Regions from separate parts of the Homo sapiens genome. Here region 2 is linked to region 1. Evidence: chromatin contacts called from ENCODE Hi-C data. All regions are on one chromosome and are shown on one strand. The core of a region is the stretch at or near the end of the contact, and the rest is flanking DNA. Distances in the headings are between cores, read along the strand shown. Region 1 overlaps ATXN7 (ataxin 7). Region 2 overlaps LRIG1 (leucine rich repeats and immunoglobulin like domains 1).

The links. Hi-C counts contacts between places; a loop is a spot of excess contacts on that map. Pooled maps may share reads with other maps.
Region 2: a pooled map shows a loop between it and region 1 (4-fold over the local background). The contact joins two enhancer-like sites. A Hi-C loop is called at or near these places in 1 of 168 maps with a recorded cell type or tissue (CD8-positive, alpha-beta T cell), 1 of 37 single-sample maps with no recorded cell type and 7 of 50 pooled maps.

What each region holds. Positions count from the first base shown.
Region 1 is chr3:63,920,624-63,923,719 of GRCh38, forward strand. All of the region lies in intron 4 of ATXN7 (ataxin 7), which reads left to right. Among named protein-coding and RNA genes, the nearest start is that of ATXN7, 58 kb to the left of the region's middle. RefSeq lists an enhancer at 1,378-1,477. Within about 2 kb of position 1,693, at least 4 of the 41 ENCODE cell types and tissues checked have a DNase peak (open chromatin) inside an H3K27ac peak, as active enhancers do.
Region 2 is chr3:66,480,491-66,483,687 of GRCh38, forward strand. The region is part of intron 1 of LRIG1 (leucine rich repeats and immunoglobulin like domains 1); the gene reads right to left. Among named protein-coding and RNA genes, the nearest start is that of LRIG1, 19 kb to the right of the region's middle. Within about 2 kb of position 1,606, at least 28 of the 41 ENCODE cell types and tissues checked have a DNase peak (open chromatin) inside an H3K27ac peak, as active enhancers do.

The sequences.
Region 1 (3,096 bases), core at 443-2,942:
CTGTGCCTTACAACAGTCGGTGTGTTGTATTTAGTTGTTCTTTTATAACATTTTTTCTTTGAGGGGGAGGGGAAGTATCTACAGTTTGCATTAGAAGTAATGGGCTTTTTAAAAAAAGATTAAATGAAAGCTAAGGTTGCAGCAGATAGCAAACACAATCATCTGGGATTTGTGCCATTAAAAAAAATTCCTTTAGAAAGGGAGAAGTGAAATTTCACTATTTAAATAGCATTTCAGTGCAAGATTGCTTTTAATCACATTGTTGTTGAAAGTTTTTATTGCAGTATTTCTAATAAATGTGCCCCTCTGATTATTAAAGTATTTTTTGATTGAAGTTCTAAGAAAAAGAAGCCTGTTAGTAGACTTAGCAGTTGGAGTTACTGTACTTTTGAGAAAAAGGCAGAGGGTTACATTTATATTCATCTTGTACAGCAGGGATTATAATAAATGAGCAGAAGAAGGAGAACGATTTTTGCATTTCACCCACTCATAACGTAAAACTAGATTAAGTATTCTTGTTCTTCTTTGTAATAAAGACCCTGCTAGCATGAAATGTTTTTTTCTCTTATATGTAAGCATATGGCAAGGAAAAAGCACTAGTTCATTATCAATTAGATTCACAATCTTAAAACAGAAACTATTTCCCTCCCAGGTTATACAGATGTTTTCCATAATCCTGAACTCCAGTCATGCAACAGAAAAAAAGGTAATGCTTTTAACCAGTGGTCCCCAGGCTTTATATTTCAAACAAGAAAGTTTCAGAAATAATTTGGGGACTCCAGACATACGGTTGTTGGCAATTTATATGTACTTCCCCTCAAAAAAGTATGAGAACATTGTTTTGGAATAAAGGACAGTCCTTTAATTGTGAAAAAGCACTGTGGTCTTCGCAGAGAAGAGTATCTATTTTGGTGTTTGAGTACCATAGCTTTAAATCATTATTTCCAAAAGCGTGTTCCAGGGAACCCTGTTTCTGTGTGCTCTTGGTTGGTGTTATGCAGAAAAGAGGTTCCATATGGCAAGTTTGCAGAAGTTAGCTTTACACAGAGACAGTTCTGGGAACCCCAGTTCTAGAATTAAGCCTGGGCTCAAATCTAAGATCTAGTAGGTGAGCAATTTGAAGGAAACCGCATAGCTTTACTGAGCCTCACTTGACTCAGGTATAAAATGAGAATAATGCTAGTAACTAATAGGGGTTGGGAGAATTAAATGATATAATGCAGGTTATCAGTAATGAAAGCACAGTGTCACAAGCACGCCTTTAATCAAGTCATCAGCCAGGACTGTCAGAGGAGCAGCAGAAAGTGAAATGCCAGTTTTGCTTTAGCACACAAGGTGTAGGCAGTGAGAGGAAACTCTGGCATGACAGAGTGTAGCAAATGAACCGCAGTTTTTTTCTTTTTCTTTTTTTTTCTTTTTTATTCTTTTGAAACAGGGTCTTGCTGTATTGCCCAGGCTATAGTGCAGTGGCATGATCCATGGCTCACTGCAGGCTTGACTTCACTTCCTGGTCTCAAGCAATCCTCCCATCTCAGCCTCCTGAGTAGCTGGGGCCACAGGTGCACACTACCATGCCCGGCTAATTTTTGTATTTTGTTTGTAGAGACGGGGTTTCACCATGTTGCCCAGGCTGGTCTCAAACTCTGGAGCTCAAGAAATCCTCCCACCTCAGCCTCCCGGAGTGTTGGAATTATAGGCATGAGCAATCATGCCCAAACCTCAGTTTCATGCCTTCTTGGACTCTAGTAAAAATGGGAAGTGGGAGGTGACATTTCTTAGTTCCTCCTTTAGCCACCTCTTTGACTTGCAGAGAGAAGCATGATGTGGGTATTTACTTTTTCCTGCTTATGCAGAGTTGTACTTGCTCATCTTCTGGAAGCCTGTAGTTTGTGCTTCTTTATGCTGCTGCTTGTAATGTTTTTCAAACCCCCTTTTTTCTGGGCAAAAAAGGTAAATTATAGGCAATGTAATAAAGTCATCATGAAGGTGGGGAGTGGATCAGAAAGATAAATGAGGATCCTACTTACATGATTTTTTTAATGTGTGGTGATAGTCATGGGGGTTTTCTGCCTGTAGAGGGAATTTAGAAAATTGCCTTTTCAGTTCTTGGAAATTTCCAATTTAACTTAGCAGTTCTTCACTTAAATTACCTTGTTCTTTTTGGAAACTATATAGGAAGATTGGTTTTAATGGAAAAAATTATTACAGAAGTTAATACATGCTCACTGTAAAGATTTTACTAATAATAGAAGTATGGAACACAGAAGCCATCATTCTGTGTAATCCCACTCTGGGCCAATTTTGTATTTTCAGTTACAGGATTTGGACTTAGGGCAAATCACACTCGATCAAGGACACCTATGTAACTACTTTGGGCAGTTACTGGTAAGCAAAACTGAAACTTGCCAACCTGGTCATTTCACTTTCTGACCAGTTTCAGACCGTGTCCTTTAGTAGGCCTCAGTGTATTTTGTTTATTTTGTGATTACTGCCTTGAGAATCCTCTGACTGTTTTGCCTTAACTTCACTCATTTAGCTTTTATCCCATGTTCTCTGGGCCTCATGCTAGGCTAGATAAAGTCTGAGGATACAACTCCACAGAAGGTGAGAAAGCACAGTCCTAACTCCCAAGTCAGGCAGTTGGTCAGCAGATACTTAAGTGCCAGGTTTTCTGATGGGTGTTAGGGATAGAGTGACACAAATCAGATGGAGCCCCAGCCCTCTAGGGAAGTGAGATACAGTAAATACACAAATATTTCCAAGGACTGTTGAATGCTGTGAAGTCAAAAGTAGGGTAATGAGTTGGGGTTAGGGGGATTCTAACTAACATGATCAAGGAAGACTTTTCTAAGCATTTAACATTTGAGCTGAGACCAGAATGCCGAGAAAGAAGTAGCCACAGGCTGGGCGTGGTGGCTCACACTTGTAATCCTAGCACTTTGGGAGACTGAGGCGGGAGGATCACTTGAGTTTAGGAGTTTGAGACCAGCTTGGCAACATAGTGAGACCCCATCTCTACAAAAAAAATTAGCTGGTCATGGTGACCTGTAATCCCAGCTACTCAGGAGGCTGAGGTGGGAGGATCACTTGTGCCCA
Region 2 (3,197 bases), core at 356-2,855, 2.6 Mb after region 1:
GTTGCCCACCTTAGCAGGCTCTCAGAATTCCAGACTGAAAATGCCACCTAGCTACTTCCATACCACAGAAATGCAGAAAGAACTGCCCCTCTACGTGCCAGGAGATAAATGAACACCCAAAAGAACACCCAGAAAGAACATCAGCTTCTGTGTGCTTCCCAGATTGTCCTATACTCGCTCCCAAGCTCTGTCCATGAGTCCATCAGATGCAGAAAACCTCAGCTAGAGTTTACCCTCCCACAGAAAACACATTCTTGGCATTTTGAAAGAGCATTTCTTTTCTTCCTTTGAGAAATTATTTAGCAAGGCTGTGGAAAGCAGGGCTCCCAGTGGCCATTCAAAAATTAAGACCAAGCCAGAAGGCAGGAGGAAATGTCACCACAATGGGGAGAAAATAAATCAGTTAGATTAAGATTAAGATCTAACCCTTTTCTGTGGTTGGGGCAGGCGGATTTGAGAATAATAGCATGCTATTTCTGGAAAGTCCCTCCAGAGTAAAAGCTGGGAGGGTGGGGGTGTGAAACTATATGTTTCAGTGTTAGATTAAAATTTGTTGAAGTTGATTGAAAACAGATAGAAATGGCCAACGGTCCCCCTGCCCAGCACAGGTATGCCAGTCCTCTGTGGCTGAGGTCCCTCTATATTTCAGACCACACCTCAGCACTGCCCTCGCCAGCAAAGATGCAGTTAAACGGGAAGGCCCAAAGTCTAATGGGGCCAGGATGCTACACAACATCAAAGAGATTCCAGTTGCTCCCCTTGCGCCATAAACTCTTTCACCCAACATCATTCACACTTTCAGAGTGCAAAGTTCACTCTGATATTGGTGGCTTTCTCACTTTGTAGCTTTTTTGGCAAGTGCCCCTTGGCCTGGTTGTTCATTAATATATAATCAGAACATTAAAAGCATTGTTTCACCTTCTAGGGAGGCTGTGCCCAATTTAATAAAGCCGACATTGTCCCTAGGGTGGGGGGAACCACCTCGAAATTGGCAGAGAATTCAAAGATGCACAGACCGGAGGGTTTATGTACACACACACACACACACACGTGTATACACACACGCATGCACACAGAATTAAGTATTTCAAAAGATGTTTTTTATATTCCCCATGGCAAAGGAGCAAAATTAAAATGCTTCTCACCACAGAAACTGACCTGGCATTTCTTTCCCTTAATCCTTTCAATACCAAATTACTCCTTACCTTTAAAACCTTTACAGGAAGTAGTGATCTTTGTGGCAGGAAGACAAATAAACGAGAAGGGATGTCTAAAACTCTATCACAATTATCTATGAGAATGCTCGTTCAGTGCACTACTTTTACTTTTCAAAGCACATGCATACAATGACAACTCACTTTCGAGACCATGTTTACTTTGCTGAAAGCCACATTCTAAACATGGGCTCGCTTGCAGAAGGGAAGCAGCTTACAATTCAACCTTGTTTATGCTCCAAGTAGGTTTGACAGAAAAACCACATAAATTTGTTTTAAAATAATTTCCATTTGCTGGAAGCTGTTCCTGAAAGGTTCTCAGCCACGCTAATCTGCGCTGATTCCTACCAGCTGTAGGTACCAGGCACCCTGGCCACAGACCGGGCAGCCTGGGCACAGGCAGGCTGGCTCTGCAGAAGGCTGCAGCAGTACAGGATCAACAGAGCCACTGCAACAGTCCCCTCCGCAACACGCGTCCACATCTGTTTAAGAAGAACCCAAAGATGTCCTGGTTCAGAGTCAAAACATGTGACATGCCTGTTGAGAGCACAGTTTTCTATGCAATTACACCTGTGCTCTCTCAGAAACACAGCTTCCCTAGTACCAAAGAGATGTACTGTGCTCAAGCCCAAAGACCACAGTGGAGGACAGCAGATGATGTACTGGGCTGAGCATCAACAAAGGAAGGAAACTGAAAAAGGAAATATCTGGGAGTATCCTGTGTAAAGTCTTCAGCCTCAACATCCAAAGAAATGCAGATTAAAATAATCTGAGGCAATTTCCATCCATTAAACTGGTACATGATTACAGAAATAAACAGCATTTAATGTTTGTGAGGGTGTGGGACAAGCACAAGTTCACATGTAAGTTGGCAGCCTCTTTCTCAGAGGCAGTGGTACCGAAAATATTAAGAATCTGCATATCCAGCGCTATCTGAATTGGGTAACTCATCCTAAGGAAATAAATGGCTAAACATTTATGCATAAGGATGTCTATCAAAGCTTAGGAAAAAGCCTAAATGCCCAATATCAGAGAAACTTTACAAGTTTTATGTAAGTTGTGTAATAATTTATTATACAATAAATATTAAAGCACATTTTAAAAACTGCTTAAAGTCAGGGAAAATATTCAAGATATTGAGTCTTTAAAACATAACTGAAATAGGTATTCAGCCTCACACATTACTGGAAATTTATACACTATCCAGTGATAATATTTATCACCGAACAATGAAATCAGTTGTTTTTTCTTTTGTACTTTCTTCTTTATTCAATAAATGCCTAACATTTGTCACCAGAAAATCAAAAGTAATAAAGACATAGTAACTAGGCTAACAGATCAATAGCACCCCCTCCAGCACCCCCCGTAAGGCCACCAAGACAGTAATCTGCCTAGACTATTCCAGCTCACTGGGGACAAAAGGCTTCCCTACAGCATCACAGTCCAAGATCTCGATAGCCATTAAAAGAAACATGTGAGGCTGAGCTCATCAGGGAGAACACAGCTTCCCATTGCCCCTTGCTAGCATGCCTGGGAGACTGCCCAGAGAGGAGCTCTGCCAGCTGGGTTCGCAGTGCTCTCTCTGCCATGGATGGAGATCCTGCGTGTCTGAGGATGGGGGTGGGGGCCAATGTCTCACATCTGAAGTCCAAGCTAAAAAGGCCCAGATTTAGAAATGTATCTGCCTGAAGTCTCCTGCCATAGAAGCTTCTATCAATTTACATAGTTACTTGGGCTGGGTCCACAGAGGGCAGGGTAACCTGTCCTTAGTGTTCTCACAGCTCCCTCTGGTCAAGGAAAGCAGTCTTTCTCTCTGCCAGCAGCAAAGAGGGAGAAAAGCTACCTTGGCCTGGTCATCCTTTTTGTCAAAGCAGAGGCCTGAGCAAAGTAAGAGCTCAAGCAACCGAAACCAGCTGCCTGGCGAGGGCTCAGCATAAACTGAGCAGAATAACCACAAGGGGAAGGGTGTCTAGACAGCCTCGG